Linked DNA regions of Homo sapiens: region 2 is linked to region 1. The links are chromatin loops, found by intact Hi-C in ENCODE. Cell type or tissue: Calu3. All regions are shown on one strand. Links, peaks and the distances in the headings refer to the core of each region. The heading gives the core; the rest is flanking DNA.

What was found. Hi-C counts contacts between places; a loop is a spot of excess contacts. Peaks named below come from ENCODE experiments on the same cell type or tissue, not always from the same donor. Only the 100,000 strongest peaks of a DNase experiment are listed, where the experiment ranks them.
Region 2: it touches region 1 in a loop (4-fold over the local background); 5 of 110 quality-filtered maps call a loop at or near these places.

What each region holds. Positions count from the first base shown.
Region 1 is chr3:87,254,854-87,267,364 of GRCh38, forward strand. POU1F1 (POU class 1 homeobox 1) reads right to left here. Exons shown (of 6, transcript NM_000306.4): 3 at 9,435-9,659; 4 at 7,218-7,382; 5 at 6,420-6,480; 6 at 4,551-5,251. The coding sequence ends at 5,041. CHMP2B (charged multivesicular body protein 2B) reads left to right here. Exons shown (of 6, transcript NM_014043.4): 6 at 1-703. Among named protein-coding and RNA genes, the nearest start is that of POU1F1, 15 kb to the right of the region's middle. In Calu3, for the core only: no CTCF peak of the experiment used is centred there; a DNase peak (open chromatin) is centred at 5,518.
Region 2 is chr3:86,768,824-86,781,334 of GRCh38, forward strand. No RefSeq gene overlaps it. Among named protein-coding and RNA genes, the nearest start is that of VGLL3, 220 kb to the right of the region's middle. In Calu3, for the core only: no CTCF peak of the experiment used is centred there; no DNase peak of the experiment used is centred there.

The DNA.
Region 1 (12,511 bases), core at 2,436-10,435:
CTTGACCTACATTTCTAAAATAAAAATTCACATTTTTTGATAAATAAACTACAGTTTTACCAGAAATTACTATCTAAATGTGTATTAGCAGTATTTTTTAAGGTGAAATTGCCTTGGTATCTAATGAATGTGTAGACAGGGAGATAAAATGAAGGATTGCCAGACTAGTTAGAATAGAATTTAGGATTAGGTTAGTTTTGAAAAATGATGTTGTAATATATGGGTTCTAACACATCCTACCATAAAAACTGGAGGAGATATGTGTAACCTGGTTAATTTGGGATGGTGGACATTTTGGGCTAATACTGACAAAATACATCTTAGGACTAGTATACATGTGACACGGATTGCTAGGAGGAATGAAAAACTAAACTGTATAGTTTATATTCCGTAAACCATTTTATAATGTTCAAAGATTAGGTTTTGTTATTGATAGTATTAAATACACAGTTTCTCTTAACAGTGATGGGTGAAAACATTTTACCGGATTATGGAATGTTTACCAGAACATGTTTTGATTCTTGAATGTACATAATAATGCCATCTAACTTATTTACGTTCTTGTTTACATGTGGGAGCTTTTGTTTTCAAAAATTATTTTGTTAAAAAATCTCAATAAAGATTTATTATTGTTGTTCTTTTCTTACCTTTTTTGCTCTTTTTGGTTCCTGCTAAAATTAAAAATTTTATGCATATTTGGTAATTTTTCAAAAGAATGATCTTTATTATTTTCCTAGAAGTACAATTAGATAAACTCTGCTACTTAACATTAAAAAAAAAACTATCTTCTTAAGAAATAATTTGTACTAGACTAATGTTTGTGAATGTAATAAGCCTAAGAATTGGTGGTTTCACATTAATTTGTTCCCAGTATTCTCAGGGATTAAACATTTTTAAGTTTTATTTTTGAATGTATAAGTCCCAGTGACTTATTTCATTTCAGTCAAACATGGATACCACAAAAGAATTTGGACATAAAAGACAGAGAGATCATTCTGATTTGGCTACATTTATAAAGTGTTCTGGTGGTAGTTTTCACAATCACTGTCACTGTGAATTTGTAATGTTATTCTATCCTTTGCTAAAAAGGAAAGTTACTTTTGAGCCCTTAAAGAATAAGAAATAAGGGTTCTTATAGATTGAGCTTAATGAAAACACTGGGTTTTTTTTAACCTGTTTTTTCTAACTTCTTTAGGCACAAAAATAAATATTTAACAATTGTAATCAAATAAGAGGTTGCTGTAATCAAACAAGAGGTTGCCATAGAAAGAATAGAAGAGTATCTCTATGACTGAAAAGGATGCAGCCCAAAGCCACATTTTGTTACCAAATGAAAAAGTTATTTATGGGGGAAATTTCGGAGTACCAGAGAAGTAGAACGTCATACGAAAATGTCAATACTCATGATAACACCTGTTCTTAGAAAACATAAAATGACCATCTGTCAGATGATTATGTTGCACACACTGTACTGTGTGCTCTGAGGGGAGTATCTGGTTATTGCAAGAGCTAATGGGAAGGGGCTCAAGATTGTGACCCTATGGACCAGAGAGAGGAAGCTGTCAGCCTATGGGCTTTATGTTGTTTGACTTGCACAGTGATATATCTTTTACTTTTTGCATTTGAATGCCTTTAGAGAAAACCTGGTACTCTCTTTTCCGCCAAAATGTGCATTTCCTACCATCCTAGTTGCCATACTTCTCACCTGATCTCTGTGGGCCTAATTGAAATATGTACTCTTATTTTAGACACTCCTCTGTTAAAACAGGTGTTTTAACATGTTAAAACAGACCAGGTTTTCCTGGTCTCAAAAGAGACCTGTGATGACTTGTCCCTTTGATGCCATTACTGTGCATGAAAAGGTTTTGGCAACTTCAGAAATACAGATCAACTTTCCAGTTTCCTCTCTGTAGAAGCTGAGGGTTCAAAACCATTCTAAGCTTAGTTGTTTTAGTAGTCAATTGGATTGATGTTGCCTTAGAGGAAGCCTGAAGATTGTGAAGCCTGATTTCAGGTGTCCTACTGTTGGAACACCACATTCCCCCAACAGCTTGAAAATACACCCCCCCCGCCGCCATCCCCAAACACTGAAAATATTTCTCTGACTACACAAATCCTTTCCACCTTTAGAGATGGAAAGGTAAATTGTATGAATGAGTTTATCAGCCACCTTTACTAGGTAAAGTTGAATGTACCAAACTAGTAGAAATGACAAACATCTTTCTTCCATTTTAATGGACAAATCTACTGAATTCCTGAAGACTTAAAGAGTTCACAAATATGTAAGAGGGAAAGACTATGGCTACAGTCAGCCTTTGTCATTTATTCCCCAAAGTATGAACATATCAGTCTACACAGTGAATTGTATGTCATTTGTTTAATTGAGGTTTAGGATTCTAAATGGCATTAACCATTTTCTATTGTTTTGAAGATTAATCAAAATAAAGCATTATTTTAATGTAGTTAGAAAGTAGTCTCAATATAAATGAGTTTTGTATAATACAAAACATTAATACAAATGAGTTACTGGTATTTACTGGCCGGGGAGGCCTCAGGAAACTTACAATCATGGTGGAAGGTACCTCTTTGCAGGGCGGCAGGAGAGAGAATGAGAGCCCAGCTAAGGGGAAAGCCCCTTATAAGACCATCAGATCTCATGAGAACCAACTATTGTAAGAACAGCATGTGGGAAACAGCCCCCCTAATCTTCATCTGGTCCCTCCCACTACACGTGGGGATTATGGGAACTACAATTCAAGATGAGGTTTGGGTGGGGACACAGCCAAACCATATCAGTTAGCAAATAATTGCTATTTCACTGGGCACACTGGTTCATGTCTGTAATTCCAGCACTTTGGGAGGCTGAGGAGGGAGGATCGCTTAGGTCTAGGAGTTCAAGATCAGGCTGGGCAACACAGGGAGACCCTGTCTCTACAAAAATTTTGAACATAGCCAGGCATGGTGGCGTGGCACCTGTAGTCCCAGCTACTTCAGGAGACTGAGGTGGAGAGCCCAAGAGACTGAGGCTGCAGTGAACAATAATCGTGCCACTGTACTCCAGCCTGGGTGACAGAGCAAGATTCTGTCTCAATAATAATAATAATAATAATAATAATAATAATAATTTGCTATTTCATTAGTAAGTATTAACTCAAAATAATTTCTTTTAGGGAAAATACATGGTTCCCAATACTGGTAGTGTCTAAACTTGAAAATAATGACCTTATGGATGGATGTTTGATAATACTACTTATGATCTAAACATATTGATTTAAGCATATATACATGCTTATTTTTGTTACATAAAGTAAGAGTAAACATTACCAGAGGAATCATATTTAAAATGCAAAATAATCACTAATCTAGATTTATATTGCATGACATTTTGTTTCTATTTGCAAGTTTCAAAGTGCATATATACATTTTTGCATATATACGTATACATTTATGTATACATGATCTGGCTTTTAGCAAACTAAAGAATCCCTTCCCCAGTTAATGTGTTTTAAGTAGGCGAAGAAATACTGAGTTATCCAGAGAAGGGGCTTGAATGCCTGTGTGGCTGAATAATTTGGAATTTACTCTTAAATAAGAATGTTGTATTTAATATCTTTTGGATGCTAAATGTGTGCTTAAGCATGGATGATTAGGCCACTGAAAGCTGTTTTGTTAGTTAAATGTCTATCTTTGTTAGTAATATATCAAATTTTACCCATCTAATTGATGGTGATTATGTATGAACATACATATATGATCTATGTAGATTATGACCTGTAAAAATGCTAGGTCTTTAATAATATCATAAAAAGAGACTGGACAGTATAATTTATTTAGTAAGCATTCTAATTCAACAATAAAATTTGGTCTAATTGTTACCACTTTTGTTATATAAAATAAGTTAGATAAACATAGCCAGCAGATTTACATCCAAATGCAAAACAGTCACTATTCTAAGTTAATATCACATTACAGTTTGCTTCTACTAGCATGTTTCAAGGAAATGCATTCTTATAATTTAAATAAATATGTTCTTGTCGATAAAATTCTCAGAATTAAAATCTCAATATGTCAAACTTTTTACAAATAGTAAATCAGATTCTAATCGATTATACCAAAAGTGATCATGTCTTGTTATAGAAACCTGGATGATTTTCTAGATTGTGAGATTTCAAAAACATTATAATTTAAAATTAGGTGACACCATTCACATTTGTAGCCATTGTTAACCTTAAACACTCCTTCATTTAACAAAGATTGCATGCCTAATATGAGCAAGAACTTTCCCAAGCCCTGGAGAGGGAACACCAAACAAGCCAGATCTCTTCCTGTCCTGTTGCAGCTTACAGACTAATGGTTTGAGGCTCAAGAATCCATAAAGCATTATTTTCTACAGCTACACATCAAAAAGCTAATATTTAGGAAGAATAAAAAGATCAAAAATTAATGTTTCTACACATCTCTTTTGAAACAGTTCTATCAGCTATGCCCTAAATTTTAGCTTCAAAGTATCAATTCTGATTGAGGTTTATTCCTAAAGGGAGTAATAAAACTATAAGACACCTCCAGCTCTTAAGTTCAAAACTTTTAGTTCAGACAAATTAGTAGAGTTGGTAGAAAGCAGAACATTGGTTAATTTTTGAATTGGATATTTCTGGTGATGTGCTTTACATATGTGTCATTACTGACTTACATGTTAAAAAGCTAATATACATGTTTGGAAAAGGAACTTATAAACCCATACTCATATGTCTGCGTGTGTGTGAGAAAGAGAGCGGGAGAGACAGAGAGATCATTTTATTACTGTTAATATATTTGGCTTAAAATAGATAATGTGGCTTCTGAGAATAATTATTTTAAGTAAATAACATCAATATAATTTAAATTGTTGGTTTCTTTTTTTTAAAAAAAAGTGGAAAAGTAAAGCTTCTGTAAAAGCTATTGATATAAAATGATTTTAAGTCAACCAAGTAATTTCTGTTTTTGTTGAGGAAGAGAAAGGAATGAAACGGGAGAAAAAGGCTATTATACAATAGAAAAATCTTATCTGCACTCAAGATGTTCCTTAGAAATAGAAAATAAACTCTGATTCAGACTTGTTTTCACCCGTTTTTCTCTCTGCCTCCGGTTGCAAAACCAAACTCTTACTACTTCTTTCTCCAGATTCAGTTCTTCAGCCATCCTCATGATCTCTTGAGAAGAAGGTTTATTCTGTTCTCCAAAGTGTCTCTCCAGAGCATCTTTAGCAGCAATGCTGGCGGGGGGTGGACATAGGGGGTGAAATTTTGTTGTTTTTAGTGAAGTTTTTGGCAGCTCAAAATTAAGGTAGGTTGAATTTCCTCAATATTAACATGAAAAGGAAACTTAAAAACTCTGAACACACTTGCAGGACACTTTAACAAGGACAAATGTATAATGTGTTAAATATGTAGATATTTTGTCTTATGTAAGGTAGAGTTACACGAGAGTCACGGAAAGCATTAAGTAGGGGACCCAGACTTTCTATGTTTTTCCCACTTTGTGCCACCAGAGGGCACTGAGTTCTTGAGAAGAAAATGAACATTTTCCTAGACATTTCTAAATATCTCCCCAAAATCATTTAGGGCTGTTTACGATAAAGGAAATCTCTAGTAAACAACTGACCAACCAAAACAAAACCTGTCTTTTAGTATTTGCTAAGCATGTCTCACAGAAACTACAAAAAGATCAATGAACAATCTTTCTGGGTTGAAATGCAAGAGGTCATGTTGAACTTGAAGAGACCGAAACACTGATTACTAGTGTCACATTTTTAAATACTATAGACACCATGGATACTACATTGTCAGAGCAATAAGTTATAGCTAAAAGGGGAGAAGATATGGCCAGTCTCTTAGAAATGATTGTTTTCTTTCTGTTTGTATTCAAAATTTTGGAGTAAAAGTGTTCTTGAATCAAACAATACATAATTTTCCATCAAATGTTGAAAATTATTAGCTCTCCATTTCTCAAAATTAAGTTATTACATTATTATTATTTTTTTTTTATTTATTTATTTATTTATTTATTTATTTATTTATTTATTTATTTATTTATTTTGAGACGGTGTCTCGCTCTGTCGCCCAAGCTGGAGTGCAGTGGCGCAAGCTCGGATCACTGCAACCTCCGCCTCCCAGGTTCAAGCCATTCTCCTGCCTCAGTCTCCTGAGTAGCTGGGATTATAGGCACCCACCACCATGCCCGGCTAAATTTTGTATTTTTAGTAGAAACAGAGTTTCACCATGTTGGCCAGACTGGTCTCGAGCTCCTGACCTCAGGCCCGCCTTGGCCTCCCAATTCACCTTACATTTATATGTTATGTTACACCTGCATTACACTCAAATGCTCATTCCATTTATAAAATACCAGTTTTGTCCTCTAGTAACTTTTAATATAAAGAATACCTTATAGTTGTTCTTCGTTTTCTTTTCCTTTCATTTGCTCCCACTTTTTCATTGTACAAAGCTATAATGTGGAAAAGAGAGATAATTACAAACACAAAGTAGACTTTTTATAAAAAACGATCTGATTTGGATTTCAAATTTTCTTCATAAAACAATGCAAAATAAAAATGCTAGACATTTTTGTCTTAAATTTTTGCAGTCTTTTTCTATTACAGACCTTAGAGAAAAATCTCAACGCAGAAATAAATATTAACCTTGCAAAGACACTTTCTACAAATAATATCCTCACTTTACTTTTGTTGGAATGCTTGCTGTAAATACTCTCAAACCTCACTCTTTATCAGGCTCTGACATTTGTATGAGTAGATAATTTTAGCTCATTAAGTTGCATATCTAGCAATTGCTTATATTATTTTCTTGGAAGACTGGTGTGTGCAAATGTTTTGTGTACACTAATATTAGGATACAAATGTGATTCATATATAATTTCTCTAGTATAAAAGAGAGGAAAAAAATGGATGTGTAAAAAAATAAGTATTTTACCCCTTCATGCTGATGCCAACAAGCTTTCCTTATATAGGTTATTCTATCCTCAATAAATTTATTTCCACACTTACATTGCCCTTCCTTTTTTGTTGTTTGTTTTAGTGTGATATAACAAAATGTTTATTTTTCATCTCAAAGAGAAAAGGCGGAAAAAAACCCCTCAAACCTCCTGCTTTAGCATTAATCCTACTTATTGAAGCCATTATTTTTAGGTTAAAACACAGCACAGCCTTCAGAGACACAATTTAGTACCTCCTACTTGCTCAGCTTCCTCCAGCCATTTGGATAATATTGCTTTCAGTTTGCATGCATTTTTAAAGCTGAGCTGCAGATTTTCAAATCGGCAGATTGTTGTTTGACTGAATTCAGAGCCATGCACAGCTGCCAGGGCCTCCCCAACATTTGTCTGGGTGTATCCTGTGAAGGGACAATAAAGACCATCAGCTCCAACTTTCCAGGAAATGTTAATTTTGGTTCATTGTCACACAAATCTGTGTATCTTTGTCAACTATTACACACTATTTTTTAACTATATATTCTTGGCAAATCAGAATTATTTAGTAAGATTCATTATACTTTGAAGTACTTGTGCAATACTTCAAAACATATTTCTTCTAGTTAATAAATTACTTTTATCTAGTCACTGAAAGAATTCAGATAGAAACATCTGCCATTCATAATATTTAACCAGTGTTTAGGTGTGTCCTAAACACTTCATAAGGCACTTGAAAATTATGGCTTTTTTATCATTATTGTTAGTTATCAAATAATATATGCTCAAAAAATTTTAATATATTAACTATAATGCATAAAATATACGGTTATATATCATAACATTCTTATTTCAACTCTAAAAGATTCAATGATATTGTTGAAGGGTACTAAATAAAACTAAGAATTATGTCACTTTCCCTAAAACCATATTTATTAAGAGGCTATGATTACACATTTCATGTATACTTCTGAGCCCATTTTATAGTTTTTGATAATGCCTCTGTCTTCAGACTAATGATCCTTATTGTTTGTCGCAAACATTTTTAGAGTACAGCTGAAATAACATATAATTTGAAACATTCACAGTAATATAGATAGAAAACTGAAAATGAATTTCACAAAGATTCCTACTACTGTGCTTATCACATGTAATAGCTACATATTATTTCAGGACCTAAGGCTATATACCTATATGTATAAAATGGTTGCATATGATGCCCATCAATAAATATTCTTATTACATTATCTATTGTTCATTCTGCAAGTGCAGAGGTTTGAACTATTATTTCAATCCATTAAAAAAATACACAATTTTATGCAATTTAACCAAAGTCAATTGTTATAGTTGTTTTATTTTAAAAACACTTCAGTAGAAAATGAGCAAAGGCTCTGAACAGATAGTTCACAGAAAAGGAAATATAAATGATTGTCAAGCATATTAAATAATATACTTTACACTCATAATAAAAGAAATTTTAAATGAAAAAACAGTGAGATGTCACTTTGACCTGTCTGATTTGCAAAGATCTAAAAGATTAACAGCATATTTTTTCTTTCAACCACCATTTATTTATTTTGTGTTATAGTTATACTCTTCTAGATGCTGGAGATATCATTAAGGAGAAAATAAAAAGAAATAGATTTTAAAAACTCATGCCGTTTTGGAGTTTATATAGCCTGAGGATGGTGAAAAAGATTCTCATGGTAGTAGTAAAATTTGGTACAACTTCTCTAGAGACCAGTTTGATAACATCTATCAAAATTACCAGTACACATACTTTTGATCAAGCAATTGTGCTTCTAACATTTTTGCTGCGCATATATTTATATGAGTGCAAAATAACATTTATAGGGTTAATCATCGTGGTATCGTTTTTATCAGCCAAAGATCAGAAACCACCTAAATTTCATCAGTAGAGGACTGGTCAAATAAATTGCAGTATATTCATAAAGTGGAACTTGACAGCCCCACAAAGGAAAAGGAGCTCTAGAAAAATTACTACTGAAAACTTCAAATAATACATATGTTTGGCACAATACATATATTTCCATATATATTTACTTATATATCCATGAGATATCATTGGAAAGATACACAAGGAACTAACAACGATATACAGAAAAAGCAAGCAGAAGGGATACATGTCACTTATACTCTTTTGTACTTTTGAATCATATAAATGTATGGCCTATTCAAAATTTCAAATAAAATATAGATAAAAATGGGCACTTCAAAACTAATGTTGAGGTAAGTTTTGAAAGAGTATTATTAATTTAAAAATTATGTATTTAGGCTCTTAAGAAATTATAAGGAAACAAATGTTTTTGGAGGATTTCCATAACGACTAACTACGTCCACAGTAGAGATGAAGAATGAGAATCATCTTGTACTTTTTAGCAATATATAAGAGATTTAACAGCAATAAAGATTTGCAAACCAAGTTCTTTTTCCTGTTGCCTTTAACAAGCACATACCTAATTTAATTCGTCTCACTTTAAATTCATTGGCAAACTTTTCAAGTTCTCTGATTTCTGGAGAATCCATGTCTATTGGCTCTTCCACCAATTTACTTTTCCGCCTGAGTTCCTGCTTGAAATCAGCAGCTGTGGGGTCCTCTGCCAGAAGAGGCTGGTGTATAGGAGGAAATCCATGACTCAAGGTGTGGTCAGGAAATTTATAAAGACAAGGGGTTAAACTACCTGTGAGTAAACAAAGAAATAAAATGAAAAAGACCATTTGTCATTCTCCTTATTTCTATATAAGAAAGGGTTTTGCCTGACTTAGCCCATTATTCTGCTCTAGCCTGTCTCAGTACTTACAAGGTTACCTTACATTCAGTCTTCCGAAGAAGGAGTCAAAGTAGCTTAGTAGAATTGAGATTATTTGTCTTCTACCTTCTCCAGAGCAGCAAAACCAAAGATAGGGTTAAAGGAAAGAAGCAGGGGACTGCAAATAACTAAAATAGAAACAAACAACTTCTCTCAGAAGCATACATTTTCTATCATGTTTTTCTCTTAAATGACACCTATTCCTGGGAATCTGAGGTTGAACTCTAACCAGAGTCTATGCATTGAACTCTGTTTTCTTAATTCATTGAATAAATAATGGGTGATGTTTGTTGTGATCATGGCACTAAATGCTTCGGCTAAGTGCTATGCTGAGAAGTTTTCTTGTGATTGGGAAATTGATTTCACAATATAAAAACGCCCCACTATTTAATCAGTAAAAACTTGATTTTATTAAGAAATAATCACATCTTTTTTAATTAAATGAAGGTAGGCAGAAAGAGAATGATGAGAATATAAAGTATATTAATATGGCTAAATAGGCTTGAGGAGTGATTAAATATTAACAAAAGGTAACCTTAAAAGTTCTATTAAAAAGTCACTAACAAGATTTCTTGAAAAATATACAATATAATAGAATAATTTCTTGATTATTATTTAAGGAAAAGCAAATATAAGAAGCAAGAAAGTTTGCAACTTTATATATGATAAGTGATTACCGATAAATGGTAAAGCATTGACTCTACTGAGTGGATATGTTAAATCACAAAAAATGTAAAAAGGTCTGAAATTATTACACAATTGCTTCCAGATTTCCTTTTTCATTGGAAGAGTCTATCTCAGTTGGGAAGTATAGGTGAGAGGACAGTATATAAGCCAAATTCCAACACATTTTGTTTCTTGTTTTCTTTATCAATACATTACAATTTTTATCGACAAAGATTCTACTTCAATTTATATTAAATGACATGTCTAGTGTGCCTTCCATATCCATGGGTTCTGCATTCATGGATTGATGCAACCATGAATTAAATACACTTAAAAAATAAAGTAAAAAATAACAACACAAGAATAAAAATGATACAAATAAAAAACCCAATACAGTATAACAATTATTTACATAGCATTTACATTGATTTAGATATTATAAGTAATCTGGAGATGATTTAAGGTAGAAGATGTGCCTAGGTTATATGCAAATACTACACCATTTTATACCAGGGACTTGAGCATCGAAAGATTTTGGTATCCTTGGGGGTCCTGGAACCAATGTGCCACATAGAAGGATGATTGTATAAGCAAGACATTTTTATATAAAAATATTGAGTAATTAATCATTTTCTTATAAATATAAATATTTTAAAATAAATTACTATGGAATACATGCAATAATTATTCTTAGAAACTTACTGGAAAAAAATGCATCAAGAGTTCATGCTACCTATAATTTCTCCACACATACATTCTCAAATCAAAGACATGAGTAATAATATATTTTCCAGAATACAGAAATCTTACATTAATATATCAATATATAATGAGCAAAGAATACCGTAACTCAGCAAATTGTTGGTTTATATTTTTTATATAAAAATATGTAATCATAAATATGTAGTTATTTATTTAATTTAATTTATTTATATAAAATTTATATTTTATATAAATTTAATTTAATGTATTAAATTTTATATAAATTTAATTTAATGTATTATTTATATAAAATATGTAATTATAAATATATAATTATAAATGTGTAATTATAAATATATAATTATAAATTTATATAAAAATATGTAATTATAAATATGTAATTATATCTAATAGGGTATATTATTTTTTCTAAAACAAAGTAAACATACAAATGAGAGATTAAACAAATTAGCATAACATAAATTTATCTGCTCTAAAGCTGGGAAAAGATGTGAAAGAAATTATTTTTGTCTTTAAAAAATTCCTGCTACTTTTACAAACCAAAATTATCCAGGTTTACTTTTGTAAAAGTCAGTTAACTATCCATTTTATGCTTTATTGTGTGGCATCTTGATCAGACAAGAGAACATTTTTAAAAGCAATTTTACCAACTTTTCTTTTATTATATAGCTTTTCTTGAAAATATTTATTGCCGTGGGGTTTATTTTTAGCTTTTTATTAATTTTAATTTTCTGCTAAATTAAAAGAAGGACTAATAGATGTAAAAGAAAATTGATGACATTTATGTTATCATTTATTTAATCTCATATTTATCTGAAGACTTGTTTTGTGCTTATGCTTTCAGAATTGATTCTCACATATATTTATAAAACCTTCACTTCTTTGATTATTTAGGTCCATCAGGTATCACTTAATACATTTAATGATAAAATACCCTGAGAAAGAGTACAAAGAAAAGCCAGGCTACTGTTAGATTTTGTACATTTAACATATTTTAAGACACTTTAGATAACTCATTTAACCTATGTCAAATTATGTTTATTTTATATAAAAAATTTGTGTGTTTTTTACTTACGCATACTAAAAGGTCTAAATTTGTTATCAATTATTATTATTATTTTCAATTTCTCTTGCTGATCATAATTATGTACTGCTACAAATCTTCTATGCAACACTTTGTGTCGTGTTAATTTCACATTTGTTATCATCTTTATCCTTATACAAAAAATGAGTCAGGAAAGATATATATTTTTCCCCATAATTTACAATGGAGGAAATTTAAGTAGAAAGAAAGTAAATAACTTGCCTCCAGTGCCCAACGAATTAACTTTGCA
Region 2 (12,511 bases), core at 2,584-10,583, 490 kb before region 1:
TTACATTTCTGTAAAACATTTTTTGAATTATAATTAACAATAAAAATGGTCAGGTAAGCAAGATGTGAATATATTTGAGACTATAGATTATAAGCATTACTGTATCTCAGCTAAGCTTATATGGTATATATTTGTCTTACTAAGACTAGAAATCTTTTGTTTGGATGTTTGGAAGTCAGTTGCCCATGGGCATCCCTTGGACACCCAAAATGAGAGTTTAGCCAATTTGCTGTTCTGAGCTGAAGTACTTTACCAATGGCCCCTACTGTGAGTGGGATTGACTTAGATTGTAAAATCTACAGGCACAGCAAGAGTCAGGGGTAAATCACATCTTAGAAGAGAGTTTCTCCTGCTAGCTGCAAGCCAGTATGAGAAGAAAATAGAGAAGACATGAAGGCAGAAAGTAAACAACAACAATAAATCTCAAAAGCAGTAACTATACAATAGGACTTCTATGTGCTTTTAACATTTAAATTCTGTCTCATTGGAGAGGTTATTGAGATTTAATTACAATTTGAGGCTTCATTTGTTTAAGATTTGATTTGAACTGTTTTATAGAAACATATGTCTGCTATATTTTGATAATTTTTTACTATAAAACCTCATCACAATGTAATATTTAATATAAATAATAGACGTCTAAATAGTAATAACTGTAATTCTACCATTCATTAACTGAATGAATTGAATGTAGGTATTTTTACCTACTGAAAAAGAAAGCAACAATAATGTTAATTTTTCTCAAAATTTTCATTCATTTCTTTATTCATATTACTAAGACTCTGACACTGGTCCCTTCATTGAATTTGCAATTACATTATATATATATATATATATATATATATATATATATATATATATATATATATATATATGTAGACTGCACATTTTTTGGCAGTTATTTGGCACACCTAAGAATCCATGAATCTTTATAAAAACTGTCTCCCTTAGAGTTCCTTAGGCTAGTTTAGAAAGTACTGCTCCACATTATAAGTAGTTTTTCTTGCCTACTCTGCACCTGATAAGAATATTTACCCCTTTTAAATATCAGTAGCCAATTACAGCTATGTAGCGTTTATGAACTAGAAAGGAAGAAAACATATTCTGGGATGTGTTCATATGTGAGTTCTCTTAAATTTTAAGGGAAATTGTCAGGAGAGCATATTTATGATTTTCCATTGTAAATGTCAATGGTTAGAATCTTATTTTGCTATTAAGTAAATAATTTGGGAGCCAAAGGATTCAATTTGGGGAATTATACACATACATGATTAATGTTTTAAAGTAAAATTACAAATTTTATTGATGTATCAACATACGCCTATTTTTAAATAAGAAGAAAATGCAGGAAAAAGAAAAGGCGGCCCCTATTCCTACCACTCAAAGATGCCTAGGGTTAATTTGGTGTATATTCTAGTATCCTTGTATTGTTTCTTTAAAATATGTTAATATGCTATAAGTCATTATTTTTATTTAATGCTATATCACCTATATTATTCATGTTATTATAGATTCTTTGTCATAATAATAATAGCTACATAATATCTCATAAAACTACTCTACTAGAATTTACTTAAGCATTATGACAATTTAAAGTATATACAAGGTTTCTAATATTTCAAAGTAAAAAATGACACTGAAATTTTAGGCTTACAGCATTGTATACATTTTTGAGTTTTTCCTTTGGCGAGATTTAAAGGACTAGAAGTATACAATAAGAGGATGTAAAATATTAAGGCTTTGATACCTAGTTAACAATTGCTTCTCAGCATTTTAACTAAGTTTCTGAGGGCAATATAAAAATACATATCAATATCTACCATGTATCTTTGTTATTTAACTTAGGTATTAGAAATTTGTATTAAAAATAATTATAATGGATAGACTAAAATAATCAGAGCTGTTTATTGATTTTAATAGAGAATATTCAACAATAATGGTTGGTTACCAAAAGCTTATGAACAAAGCTCTATAGCATGAAATATTACACTCAATAAAATATTATTGAAGCAAAAAGTAATGATATAAAATTATTTTTGATAGTTTAGATTCCAAACTTAGTTATAAAACCATATATAAACACACATATGTTTTAAATATTTTGAAATATATATTATATATACACATAGGCCTGATAAGAATGTATTTTTCAGTATTACTTTTCTCTTGTTTTTGTACATGTATTTTTATGTCAAAAATATATTTTTTAATCAGAAAAAACAAATAAGTTTGTACCACGCTTCATTTGTAAGAGTCTTGCATGAGAATGACATTTTTTATACTAAGTACATACAATAAAAGAGGAATGCAAATTTGAAAATAAACTATGAAAAATACTTTTGGAAATAACTACCATGTTTTAGACACCTGGCAGTTATAATTTCAAATAAACATACGGCATATTGTATAGCATTAATTTCTATTTGTAATGACTACATTATACTATACCTTTTCAACATAAATTAAAATCTGTGAATAAAATACGTACTTCCATCAGGAGTGAGCCTAGCCTAGTGCCAAAAAGACTCTATGCTTGAAGTATACAGTGGAACACAGCAAATCCATCCTTTTTTTCTTCTCATTTTGACCTTATTAGTGAGTATAGTATTAGGATATTCATTGGAAAACAATTGCACAATATATACTAATTTCATAATTTTAATAATCTATCTGCATTTTAACTTTTATATTCTCATAAGCACCAGTTTCCACAAAAAATTTTAATAGATTATCTCCTATAAAAATAAGTCTTGCATCCATTCTTGTAGACAGTTTTATAAAAATTGTGCCTTTCTATCAGGCTGTCATATTGATGGCAATGGCAAGCAGTTTGAAGCAGCCACTGCCATCACGCCGGCTGCAGCAGGAAGGCATTGGTCAGGACAGCATGCTCCACAGAGCAGGCAGGAGCCCCATCCTCCCAGGCACAGCTGCAGCCACCCAAACCACAGCTGTGCATCCATGCATCCCTGCACTCTTGGGGTCTCAGGAAGACCCCTCCTGCCCTTGCAGGCTTGGAAGTACCTGCTCCCACTGTCTGGCTTCTCCCCACTGTCAGCATCCACTCCAGTCTTGGAGCAATGTGGGGCCAAGCCTGGGCACTGTTGCAGCCTGGCCAGGGATGCACACACTTGGGACAATGCTGAGACACAAGGCCCCTGCTGCCTCGAGCCCCTCTGGACTTCGGGCGCCAACAGGCATGTGAGGGAGGCCAAGGGAGACTAAGGACAGCCCTGTGCTGGCCTACAGATGCCCCTTTGCATGAGCAGCCTGGGCACCATAGATGGCAGCAGGAGACAGACAAGCTCCTGGGTGGAAGGGGGCAGTCCCCAGTGAGGCCTCACCTTCAGGCCAGGGAAGGCCTGAAGGCTGGCAGTCAGGCTGCCAGTCATGCAGACTGGAGTAAGTGCATGTGGTGCCTTTTCCGGGCCACCCATGGCCACCCATGGACCAATCAGCACACACTTCCTCTCATCTGAGGCCCATATAACCCCAGGGCTCAGACAGAGCAGAACAGACATCAGAACAACTAGCTGCAGAGAGGAACAGTCCACTCCAGGGCCTCCTCTCTGCTGAGAGCTGGGGAGACAGGACAACCTCCCTGCAGAGAGAAGCTTCCCACTCCAGGGCCTCCTCTCTGCTAGGAGCTGAACACTCATCTGGACACTGTGGCTGCATGGCTGTGGAAAGGAGCTGCCCCCCTGCAGGAGACTTAGCTGTTATATCACTCAATAAAGCTCCTATTCATCTTGCTCATAGTCCCACTTGTTTCCATATCTCATTCTTCATGGTGGTAGGAGAAGAACTCTGGATCTGTCAAATGGTGGGGCTAAAAGAGCTGTAACACAAACAGGGCTGAAACATGTCCCTTGCTCGACACACTGCTGCTGAAGAGTAAAGAAGAACTGAGGCCCTTCAGAAATCCCAGACCTGGAAGCTTCTGTAGCCAGGGCGGTGACTCTTTGGGGCTCTGCAGTTCCTGGCATCTCAAGCCAGCACCTGGAGCTGCCTGTCCCGCTGTGGTAGCTGTCACATCTGATTGTGCTCAGTGGCTAGACCCCACATTCATTCACACACCCTTTGCTGTTCCACACCTGAATCACGCTTGGCAAGTATGGGACCCAGGCTGGTAGTGTGAGCTGAGTGCAGATTGCCAGGACAAGCAGGTAAAACAAGCCCAGTAGGCCCGAGCTACTAGGGCAACTAGGGCAACAATGCCACCCACAGAGGTTTCCGACCAGAAAAATGACACCCCAATGATCCTGTAACAATATAACAGGGTTAGAAATTAATTATGAATGCTAATCTTATAGAATAGTCATTTCCCAGATTAAGAGTACAGAAACAGGTGCAAAGGTACATTGACCTTTCTCAAAGAAAAAAAATGATATTCATTCCTTTCTATTAATGTTAATTTTAAGACAAATAAGTCATATGTTTTCGTTCATTTTATAATAAATCACTTCCCTTTCTATAATATGTAATATTAATTGTGTCCAGGTACCAGGACATTTTAATCTTTGCATTAGTCAATTCTCACTATATGAAAAAGTTGCTTCTCTTAGCTACAGATAATTATAAAGACCCAGTAAGTTTTTCATATACACCAGCCTTCCCTCACAAAAGCACGTGCATCTCCCAGCAGGTGGATGAAGACAGGGGCAGCGGGAGGCTGATAACAAGCTCTTTTTACTAAGCAAATATTTCAAAGGAAAGATATTAACTTATCAATATTGTCCTTGAGTATAATGAGCATTTTAAATAACACACACCTGAACTTTTCATTTTGAGTGTTTTATTTTAGAAATGTATGGCTTTCTGTATTTATCATTTATTTTGAAACTACATGTATCTGCTCTCGCAAACCTCTCCTTCATTCAAGAAAATAGACTCTCTACCACACAGAAGAGCATGAATGTGCAACCAATAATTATTTTTGTTTGTCTAATTATCATTCTATCCAAATAACTTCAATATATTTTTCTGCTTTTATAGGTAATTAATTTCTAAAGTTAGTATTGACAACAAATACATCATATACATTTTAATTTATGTGACATAACTAAGTGAACCAGTGTACATACAAGTGCTTGAGAAATTCCTACATGATTACAAATACTTAAACAGTACATGATAGCTAGTTAGACTTTTAAAACTTCACATAACATTTGACAGTTCCTTTGGAACCTGATTTGGAAGATTATGCCTTACGGCAACAGCTCTATCCTGTTCGTTCTAACCTTGAAGTTTTACATTTTGTAAATAGCAAAGCAAGCCTTGGAAAACCTTGTAATTGACAAGGTAATATATGAATACCATACAATGCATACACTGCATTTCTGTTTCTGTTTACTCATAACTTCATATGTATTAAATGACTGAGTCTGTAATTCCAATATGTAAATTCCAATTCAATAAGTTTTGCACTAGCCTTTTAAAAAAGACAAACTGTCGAGTATACCACTAGGTGGCAGAGAAAGATCAGAAAATTTCCATTACATACTCATGTATTAAAATGTATTTATAGTGCACTTAAAAGTCTTTCTTGAATTACATTTTATATATAAAATTGTGTTCGGTCTCAGTATGCTTTTAGTTATTATGAAAACATGTTTTATAAAGATTTTTACCAAATACATTTTAACAGGAAATATTTTATTCTTTGTGATATATACATATATGAAATATATAATACATTTCCGATATGTAAACACTATGTGTGTACATGAGTGTGTATGCACTGGCAAATTTTATACCCTATATAGAATAATACTTTAGGAAAAAGCAAAATGTAAACTAATCCTATGACATCCTACATTCACATTTTCTTTTGTGATAAAGTCTTAATTTAAAATTTTTCTAGCTAAGAATAATTCAATATAACTTATATTCATAAACTCTAACATTTTACTTTTATATCATTACATATATGACTGTATTTAAATTACTATATTTTATAATCAATGTAATTTGCTACTCATAGGTGTCTTCTAAATTATCTTTATTCATATTCATATTATTTTTGTAGGGTTACTGATTAATCAAAAGTTTCAAACAGCTACTGATATTTGAAGGAATGCTTCTACTTTCTATAGTTGATGAATTTGGTAAAATAATAGCATATTTTCTCTGATAATTCTTCGTCTTTACTCTCGCAAAGAGAGACAGTTTTTTTTTTTTCTAACAAAAAAATATGTGAAAGCAGCAGACTGAGCTAGCAAATGTCAGGTCCGGTTTTGCTTCCACAGCGGATATACTCTGTGATCCTTAGTAAATCAACATACTGATGCCAATTAATAAGTGAAAAGAGTTTAGTGACCTAAAATTCTAATGAAGGAGAGGAGAATGACTTCATTAATATGTAATTGATTTTTTTTTTTTTAGTTGCCAGGTTTAGAGAAGCTCGAACGGAACTTTTTACAATTTTTTAATTTTTAATTTTTGTGGGTACATAGTAGGTGTATGGATAGAAATTTTTTACTCAGTTTTAGACTATTATAAGCTTACTTGTTTACTTTCAGGTTGAATTTTTACAGTGTTCCTACGTTCCATCCTACCTGATTGGTCTTTTCATTTCTTACTTTTCCTCCCCAAATTTATCACCTATTATTTATCTTCCTTCATTCCCTCTCCACCTCTCCTCATTTGTTGTTTGAATGAATGAGTTGGAAAATAGGGATAAGATCTCGAAGAATCAGAAAGTTATGATTTAGAATTACTTGGTGGGGCAAAGGGATACGGATTGTTCTGTTTTTCTGAACTCTTTGGGAATTTTTAAAAAAACATTGGCACATTGACTTAGCATAAATAAAGCAGACTGGACATAAGGAAGATTCTCATTGCTGAGTTGCTGGGCAGAAATTTGGAATTCATTTCTGTATTTTCTAAAACATGTTATTATTTGCTAAAATATCTACAATCCCAAGCAACAAAAACAGATAAATAAGTTTAACTCTTTAAGTCTTTAATTCTGTGACTGATATGCTCACTTCAGGTAGGTAAATTATTTTCATAGCTGTGCTTACAAAACACTAAAACCTGTTTGCAATTATGATAGCACACAGTATATAGGCAACATTTTGAAGTCTTATGAGATTTTACTTTCTCTGCTATACCTTTGATGTTACTAGTAATATATTTAAAAAATAAATATTTTCAAAGTATTTTTCTCATCGAAAGAGGGTAAACACTTTATGGACAGGGACAGTATCTGAAACATTTTAAATGTCTGGAGATTCTTATTATATAGGCATTGAATAAATATTTGTGGATTATTTGATTACCTTCTTATCACCTAACTTCAGAAAAATCAAAATGATAGATATTAACAGAAATTCATTAGCCACACCAAGACCACTGCAGGCACCTGGTTTGAGCCTTCAACATTTTCCAGAGATTCTGGACTTTCAGTAACTCCTACTATTTCTATTCAGGCTAGGAGTGACAAGTTGGATAAAAACCATCACCTATAGGTAATTTTAGTAGCCTCTAATTTCCAGGCTAAATTGGAATTCCCCTCCCCAGGCCCCAAAATTAAAAGCAAGATCCAGGTTACTCTTTGGCAGATTATGACTGAACACATCACTCTGCCTTGGGATTGTTTTCTGCCCAGTGGTAATCAATATAAGCACAGGATTCCCAAATATGTGCTAACTGCCATCTTCTTATTCAGAAGTGGAGTTCTATCGTCCAAAAGGTCCATTTCTCAGATTTGCTAGATTACTTAGCAATCCACCAATTATGAAGTATAACCACAATGATGATGACAACAATATCACCAACACAGACTGATTTCTTATAATATGCCAAACATTATCCTAAGAGCTTAAATCGATTTGATACCTTTTGCTAAACGTGGTAAGATAACAATGTCAAAAAGCTCAAGAACAAAAATTGTATTTACTATGTCACCTGTAGGCTAAAATTGCCTGCAGTTTTGCTGCACAAATCAATGGGGGAATATTTTTCAATCTATTAACCTTGACATATATATGATATATTTTTCCTAATATTTTGAATTTTTCCCTTGATTTTTTTTAGCTCACTCTTGTAATCGTCCTAGGAAACCCTTACCACATATCAATCTGCCAACAGCTGAATAGATTAGTTCCTTACTAGTTCTTAAAAATTTCTTACTAATTCTTTCATCTCAAAGGAAAAATGATATATACATACATATTATACACACACATAAAATCTAATTATTTTTCCCTTAAAAAATCTATCCAGAATGTTACTTTCATGAAAAAAAACCCACAACCCTCTATGACCACATTTTCCCTAGATATAATGGATGTTGACAGACTTAAAGAAAAGAGAAAAAACATCACCAACTAAAGACACTAGTTGATATTACTGTCCTACTAAACTTTAAATATGTGCCTGTTTTTTTGGATTCTTGAAGTTAACCCGAACTTAGCAACTACAAACTTACCATTTAAAAATATTTTTCAGTTGAGAAACACCCTACTCTCTTTTGCATTGATAAAACGATCACATTAGAAAAATATGTTTTTAGCATCAGTCATGTTCTATTTGAAGCATTTTATTTGCTGTTCTCTCTACATTCTACATCTGCTTATATTAATAGAATATGATACTATACACAGGGGTTTACTAAGACTCTAACCAATGTTGAGAAGAAAGAAAAGATTTTTTTTTCTACACATTCTATGTCATTCCATTAAAATATTTTCATACAACACAAACCATCGCAAGGCAATACACTGTTAGTGGCCCAGGATGTTCTCAGTGTCATGCATAATTGATGTTCAACAATTGGATTTTCATTTTACTTTCATATACAGCAGACATGATAAATATTATCCCTAAATATTTTGTCTTTTATTTCGCTATTATATTTTATACTTTTATTATCTTATATCTATCTCTTGTTTTTCAAGAAAAGTTTAAATCCCATTGAAAACTAAGCCATTTATAATGTTACAAAAAGAATATCATGTGCTTATTTAAAAAATAGAAGCTTTATAATAGATTAATTATCTAATTTTATTTTGAGAATCTAGCAAGTTAGGAGTCATGTAAACTCATAAAATACTCACAATCTGCTTTTAAGTCTTCTAAATGTTGGCGGGAATGTTAAGGAATTGCAGAATAAAGTCCTCATCCACATGGAGCTTAGAGCTTGCCTTAGTCTGTTTTGTGCTGCTATAATAGAATATCTAAGCCTGGTTAATTTATAAAGAAACTGTGTCATCTCATAATGGAAGGCAAAAGGATAAGAGTGGGTCAAAGAGAGAGAGAGGATAAGAGAGACAGAGGATAAGAGAGAGAGAAGAGAAAAGGAGACCAAACTTGCCTTTTTACGATGAACCCATCCCTGTGATAATACACACACTCCCAATGGCATTAACTTATTCATGAGGGCAAAGTCCTCATGGCTTAATCACTTCTCATTAGGCCCCACCACCCAATACTGTTGCATTGGAGATTAAGTTTCCAACACATGCTTTTTGAGGTACACACTCAAACCATAGCATTCCACGACTGCCCTAAAACGCATGTTCTTCTCATGAGCAAGATACATTTATTCCAATCCAGTAGCCCCAAAGTCTTAACTCATTCTGAACCAACTTAAAAGTCCAAAGTCCAGAGTCTCATCTAACTCAGATATCACTGGGAACCAAGGCACGATTAATCCTAAGGCAAGTTCCCTTCCAAATATGAGACTGTGAAATCAAAACAAGTTATCTCTCTCCAAAATACAAAGTAGAACAGACATAGGATAAATATTCCCATTCCCAAAGGTAGGAATAAGCAAAAGGAAAGAAGTAATATGACCCAAGTAAGTCCAAAACCAAACAGGACACACAACACTAAATCTTAAGACTCTAGAAAAATTGTTTACTCTATGTGCCACCCCTTGGTCACACTAGGGCTGGGGTTGGGCCCCCAAGGCCTCAGATAGCCTTACTCATATGGCGTTACTTGGCTTGACTCACATAGCAGCTCTCACAGGTTGGAATCTCATGCCTGCAGCTCTCCAAAGTTGTTGTTGCATGATGGCAGCTCAACAGTTCTGGAGTCTATGAAGTGGCATTGCTCCCATGGCTCCACTAAGCATTGCCCTGGTGGAGGCTCTCTGTGGCAGATTCAATTGCACATTTCTGCTGGACATTGTTCTACTAGGTACTCTCTGCAGTTTCTCCATCCTTATGGCAAGTCTATGCCTGAACCCCTAGGCTGTAGGCAACATCCTTTAAAATTTAGGTGGAAGAAGCCATACCCCCATAGCTCAGGAACTCTGTTGGCTTGCAGAGTTAGCACGGCATGAGTGTTGCCAAAGCTTACTACTTATACTCTGCTCGAGGCACAGATGGGACAGCAGGAGAGCACTGTGCCTGAATGCAAGGATCAGACACTCGAGGCAGCACGGGGCAGCAATGGCTGAGATCCTGAAAGTGCCTCTCTAGAAACCTGGCCCTCAAGGTCTTAGCTTGCCTCAAAGATCTCAGAAATGTGTTTTAGGATCCTATGGGTACTAATTTTTCGAGCAAACAGACTTTTGGCCAAACCCTTGATTTACTCTCTTAAAGATGCCTTTTCACTCTTTATGTGGCCAGGCTGTGAATTTTCCAAATCTTTCCACTCTGCTCTCTTGCTTACTATATATTCTATCTTTACGTCATTTCTCTCCTTTCATATCATACTATACGTAAGTAAAAGTAGCCATGCAGCTCCTTCAATATTTTGTTTAGAAAATTTCTTCCACCAGATGTCTTAATCTCTTTAAGCTCTGCCTTCCACAAAGCCCTGGGATATGGACACAATTCAGCCAACCTTATTGACAATTTATAACAAAGATGGCCTTTACTCCAGTTTCCAATGAGGTATTTTTTATTTTCTGCTGAGACCTCATCACAATGGCCTTTACTAACCATATTTCTACCAATATTCTGAATGCAACTCCTTAATCAATCTCCAAGATGTTCCATCTTTTCCCTATAGTTCTTTTCTTCTTCTCAGCCCTCACCAGAATTGCTCTTAATCCTCTGTTCACAGTAACACAGGGTTTTTGTAGCCTGCTCTTCCAAATTTTTCCAGCCTCCATTCATTACCAAGTTTCAAAACCACGTTCACATTTTCAGGTATTTGTTATAGCAAAATCCCACTTTTCCATTTCCAAATTTCTGTCTTCCTTAATTTTGTGCTGCTGAAACAGTACCTGAGACCAGATAATTTATAAAGAGCAGAAACTGATGGGCTTACAGTTTCATAGGCTGGGAAGTCCAAGACCAAGGGGCAGCATCTGGCAAGGGTCTTTTTGCTGCATCATCGGATAGAGGAAGGTGAAAGGGTGAGAGAGGGTGAGGCTGATTGAGGAACTTGTCCTTTTATCAGAAACCCATTTTCCCATGATTAGAAATCTTACTCCGAAGATAATGGCATGAATCCTTTCATGAGGCACAGAACTCTTGTGACCTAATTACCTTTCATTAGGCTTCACCCCCAACATTGTTGCACTGGGGAATGAGTTTTGAACATATGCTCTTTGGGGGGCAAAAGGAACCATAGCAGAGTTCAGTTGTCCATGAGTATACAATATCCTAGCTTAGAAAAGTAAATTTTGTCTTTATTTTCTGCCATATTCTCCTCAGTATTGAGAGTTTGTTTGGCTTCTGTCCAAGAAGGTTTTTCTACGTAATCAATGCAAAGTGTTTTCTGAAGAGGATTAGTATACATGCCTATAAGAACAGCTCCAAGACACACTGTTCAACCGTTTCTTTTCTTCCCCTTCAGAGAACATTTGAGGCAATATATGAAGGGTTGCCAGGCTCAAGCCCAGCATCTCTTAAATATCAGGCAATTTTGTCTGGTTGTTATTAGTTTATTATATTTACTGTTACTTAGTTGGATTGGCCATGAAAGATTAGCCTTCTAGAAACTTTCTAGTCCTTGTCATTCATTTGATATCTGTCATGAGGCAAAAAGAGAAACTTGCACATTTTTAAATATGAACATGGGTTAGGGCGTTGCTTTAGTCTTTTGCCACAAGGGCACTATTAGATATGAGGAAGAATAATGCTTTGTTGAAAGGAACTGTCCTATGCATTACAGAATATTAAGTATCCCTTCCCTCTAGGAAATAAGTGAAAATAGCTTCTTTCCTCCAGTGATTGTTACCATTAGAACATCTCAATTATTTTACTAAAGGCTTAAGTGTGGTAGAGACATTACATTACAAGCCCAGAGAACCACTGTTATACTTAGGATATTTCTTTTCGACTAAAATAAAAACGTGATTCTGTATAAATTATAAATTAGTATATTTATAACACATATACAAAATTTAGCAGAGGAAAGTTTCAAGCAATTATAAATTCCTAAATAGTATTATTACGATACTCAGATTAAACCCTCAGGATTATTGCTCACCCTTTAGTAAGCCTGGATGATCTTCCAGAGATAAAGGGAACCATACTCTTTTTAGAGATACAAATAATTTTAGAAACAATTGCAGTCTATTCCCTTTATTTTACAAAAGCATATG